Regions from separate parts of the Homo sapiens genome. Here region 1 is linked to region 2. A link is a loop called in an ENCODE intact Hi-C map of the cell type or tissue named here. Cell type or tissue: GM12878. All regions are shown on one strand.

Region 1 (2,500 bases), 290 kb before region 2:
CATAAGAAAATATACGGCTGTAAATTGGGCTTTTAAAAATGTCTTTTATAAAATCTGAACATACAATATTTCATTCACAGAATGTTTTTTTTTTCTATGTTCTGACTGAAGCCTTGTGCATAAAACGACCGGCTGGAATATTTACTAAATTCTACCCCCCTCTAAAATTATAAGCAGTATTTGAATTACTTATGCTGAGCTTTCTTCATGATGAATTTGGCATGGGGTTTGGTGAGAGAACAAATGTTGGCTTTACTATAAAAAAGGTTGTGTGATGGTAATTTAAATTTTAAAAGCTTCTTGAGAGAGTAATTACATTAGTGAAGTTAAAATCAGAAAGTGTACAATTTTTCTTTTTACTAATACTGTAAAGAAAAAGGGAGACGTATAATGCCAAGAGTTAATTTGTTCTGAAACAATTATACTCTTTTTGGAAGCCTATTGCAATTTAAGAAGAAAAAAGAAAACTTGCCTAACAAAATATCCCATACCAAACATATCTAGTAAATTACAATTCTTTCACACTTAAAACTTTATGGGAAAAGTATTGCAAATAAGGGCATATCATTTCAATGAACTTTTATATGCAGAAAAAAACTAGCTATTTTATTTTTAGTAGGTAAACAGGTTAAGTTTTAAAACTTGAAAATACCTGAATTAAATACTTGCTCTAATATCTCTTAAAGGATTTCAGCTAAAATCCTTGATTCCAGATTTGTAAACATTATATAAATCTTTCTTAAACAATTTTATGGCTGTGGTGATCACTTCAGCTATATTTCTAAGCAGTCAACATTTAACTGAGGTAGACCAGATGTTTCTAAATTCGGGGTTTCATAGAATCCCCTGAATCTTTAGCAAGTTACTAAAATGTCTATAAAAGTTAACTAAAAAACAAAACACTAAAAAAAAAAAAAACAACTAATGCCTTTGGAATTTTTAATGAACTCAAAAACTACTTTGTGGCAGTATGTCAAGTAAGTAAATGAATGTAGAGTTGTAATTACAACGTTGGAGTTTTTTAGACGAACATTATCTCCTCTTTTCTTAACTAGGGAAATATTGAGTATAATTCCTTCTGGGTATTAAGAAAAATTGGTTAAATTTTTTCCTTTTCTTTTTTTAAGGATTTACTTTTCTTAACAAGTGAACAATTTGCTTCTAAGCGTCAATGAAAGGCAACACCTCCCTCTAATGGCCAAAGGAAGAGAGTGGCAGTAAGCTGGCTTTTCCAATGTGTCACACAATCCTTCATGCCATTAAGTTCTCCTTGTTGGAAAAGAAATTAGGTTGTTTTGATAACTTAGAAAAGTTAGTTTTAGACAACAGTGACTTTCAGCTACAAATACAAAATCAAATCCATGTATATAAGGCTTCTGTAATCGATGTCTTAGAGGAACATCTGCTCATTTTCTCCAAGCCCCAGTCCTATAAATCAAGGCAAGTCAAGTAATTAAGCTTCAACTATTTTGGCAGCTTTGCAATTAAAATGAACAAAGCACTATATCTATCCTTCCATATACTGTATATATTATAGTTCTATCTTGTTACACCAAATCTCACATGCAGAGAGACTAAAAATATCCATTTTGGTTTCAGGTATAATTAAAAGCCAATAAGGGTCTTGCATACTATTCTTTTTCCCCTCCCCAAAGTGAATTCTCCATCAGATTTACTACTCCCTGACTCAATTATATTTACCTGGAATATCTGAATGCAGGTATTTATCCTCTCAGAAAAGAATATGTTTACCTGGGATCTAAACATACTGTACACGAATATACATAACTGCAATACAGCACTGCTGTTTTTAACAGCTCCACTTACACCTCATCAGTACCTCACAACCGTGTTTTAGGAAAAAGTTTTGTGTAATGTTATGGTAAAGAGAAGAAAATTATGTCTCTTAAATATTCCTTTAGAACAAATTCAGGCAAGTTTAAAAAATAAATAAAATGAATAAAGCCATGATTTCAACAACAGGGCTGTCTACAAACATCAACAACAAAATTTAAAAATTTTTAAGACTTAAATGTGGCCAGCACCAGACTACTACAACAACAACAAACCAAAAAAAAAAAGGGGGGGGGTGGAAGTCTCATTAAGCTATATAGCTATATGTAGTTGTATTGTACTTTTTTTTTTAAACACAGGTCACCATACACTAATTTTCAAGTCCGTATCAGAAGGAATATCTGTTAAAAACAAAAACAAAAACCATGATTCAACAGAAAATGTGACAGATTCCTTAGGTGCAACTTTAGAAACCTAAGTTTCAAAGGAGAAAAACAGTAGTTACTCCAGGAATTTTAACTCACTAACCACAGTTCTATCATGGCTCTGTAAGACAGAAAAATGGAACAAAATGTATATAGCTGTTGGCGATACGAGCCTTGTGGCTCAAATTGCATACCAAACATGGGATGGAGTAAGGCTGATGGCTAGAGGTAATCACCTCTAAGAGAAATGAACTGGAAATGATTTATAATCTACCCTACAA
Region 2 (2,500 bases):
AGAGACATTAACCCTTTTACTGTAAAACACATTGCAAATTAAACACATTTTTCTTTCGGAAACATATTTCCCTGTGCTCTATATTGGATTTTCTTTTCTGAATATTGACCTAACTGCAGGCAAATTTAAAAATCAGATTTGTCTCTGCCACCTTCTCATCTTTCCTCATTCCCTCTTAGCCTTACGTAATGTCTAAAGAATGCCTAGCCTAATCAATAATATCTCTTATAGGTTGTTGTACCTAGGGTTTTTATACAAAATGGATTAACTTGGAAGTCATTTTACAAATTTTTAAAAAATATATAAATTTGTTTACTTACTAGCTGCCTCAAAAGATGGTTATAATAATCTAATACAATCTGTCTTAGGGGCTCAAAATTTACAGTGGAAAAGACTAGGCTTTAATCCTCATTCTGATACTGGCTTGCCTCATGATCTTGGGAAATAACTTAAATTTTCTAAGCTTCATATTCCTTATCTTCAAAATAGGTATCTGCAAAAATTAGATAAGATCATATGTGTAATATACTTAATACATATGACTATACCTACATATTTATCATTCTCTAAATGAAGCTAATATATAACTAGTGATAAATAAAAAGATACTTTAACTGTTTTATCAGTGCTAGTCTTTTTTATTCATATGCTTGTTATAATACTTTTGTGGCCAGTACATCAAACTCCCCAGGGGCAGGTATTAATACCAATTTTGAAAGGGAAAATGTGTATTACTATGTTTTAATTGTATATGTGAACAACAAAACATAACTGTCTTCATAATACAAACTATAGAAAGCCAAGCTGAATAAAATCTTTTCTAGAGGTAACATGTTGAAGATGGAATCCAATTTCTGCTTATCAATGACTCTTGAAGTTGCAGGAATTCCAGGACTGTGCGGCATTTTTATTGGAAAAAGACAGATATTTTTTAAGTTGAGAAACACTTGCTCAATGTGCTTTTCAAATGTAAGTCATCACAATTATATATAAACCTCTAGTATTTGCATAAGACCATAGACACAGAATACAAGTTCAAGTATTTTAACAGAAACCAGTAAAGGCTTGGAACTAAGGATGACAACTCTAGAACCAAGGAGACGTTTAGATGTGTAGGCACCAGTCTTTCAAATCTGACAAATACCAGACCAGCACAGTTGCCCTTGTGAAAACTGTAGCCATATTACCGCCAAAGATAAACAGATTACATGGGTTCTTCTGAAGTCAAGGCTCTGAAGGACCTTGTATTTGGGGAAGTTAGTTTAGTGTTAGTGCACAAAGGGAAGAGTGCCACCTGCTGGGCCACCGATGATGCTCCCCGTGGGGCCACAGCTACTGGGCAGGGTGGGAAAGAACACTGACTCCGGTCCAAATCAAATTCATTTTGCTACATCTAGATTAGCTTAACAGTCGTTTGGAATTATTCAGCGATTTCTTACAAATATTAATATCCAAGCTTCTTTCTCCTCAGCTAACAAGTGAATCACTCTTTGAGAACAGAACTTTTCCGGCTAAATTTATTTAAGGGGGCTAATTCTAGTATTTTAACATGCAAACTTGTACACATGTGTAAGCTTTGTACCCACAAAATGTGCTCATAACACACATTTTTGACATTAATTATATTTTGTAAAGCACAGGGTTTTTTTCATTCTTTTGACTTAAGAGTCATCGTTCCCTCTTCTCTTTACGGTGCAAAATGCCAGCACAGTAATTCTCTTAGGCAGGTGTCAGTAGTTGCCGAGAATAGGCCAGGGCTCTGATTTCTATTCTATTGTGCTTGAATGGGGAGATGGGAAGAAGTTTTTATTTATTTATTTTTTGAGACAGGGTCTCGCTCTGTCACCCAGGCTGGAGTGCTGTGGCACGATCTCGGCTCATTGCAACCTCCTCCTGGGTTCAAGCAGTTCTCCTGCCTCAGCCTCCCGAGTACCTGGGACTACGAGTGCACACCACTATACTCAGCTAATTTTTGTATTTTTAGTAGAGATGGGGTTTCACTATGTTGGCCAGGCTGGTCTTGAAATCCTGACCTTAAGTGATTCACCTGCTTTGGCCTCCCAAGATGCTGGGATTACAGGCATGAGCCACCGCACCCAGCCGGGAAGAAGTATTGGTGGTGGAACCACAAGGGCGTGTAGGAACAGTGGGACTGATTCGTCAAAGTGGGGTGGGGTATTATGTCACTAATGTTGTTTAGAATTCCTGCACATGGTGATTTAAAAAAATGCAAGCTGAGTTAGTTTTATTATTGCTTTTCAGTGCTCTACAGAGTGTACCCCTTTTTGCCTGAACCAAGGACAGACCACTCCCACAGCATTCCTTCCCATATACCTCTAAATATTTTCACTCACAAATGGTGTAGGGAGTGAGGCAGAGATGTCTCGATTTATATGCCTTGTTTATGGAAGGAATATATGCTCTTCTACATTGGCATGACTTATTGTACCTAATTAAAATTATCTGCATCCATACTGCCTTAAAATCTTTTTCCTATTTT

Evidence for each region. A loop is a pair of places that touch in the nucleus more often than their neighbours do. Peaks named below come from ENCODE experiments on the same cell type or tissue, not always from the same donor. Only the 100,000 strongest peaks of a DNase experiment are listed, where the experiment ranks them.
Region 1: it touches region 2 in a loop (4-fold over the local background); 2 of 110 quality-filtered maps call a loop at or near these places.

The regions. Positions count from the first base shown.
Region 1 is chr1:184,690,718-184,693,217 of GRCh38, forward strand. It overlaps EDEM3 (ER degradation enhancing alpha-mannosidase like protein 3), which reads right to left. Exons shown (of 20, transcript NM_025191.4): 20 at 1-2,500. Among named protein-coding and RNA genes, the nearest start is that of EDEM3, 63 kb to the right of the region's middle. In GM12878, a CTCF peak has its summit at 1,200 (motif pointing left); no DNase peak of the experiment used is centred here.
Region 2 is chr1:184,981,037-184,983,536 of GRCh38, forward strand. No RefSeq gene overlaps it. Among named protein-coding and RNA genes, the nearest start is that of NIBAN1, 7.8 kb to the left of the region's middle. RefSeq lists a silencer at 1,246-1,365. In GM12878, a CTCF peak has its summit at 1,304 (motif pointing left); a DNase peak (open chromatin) is centred at 1,205.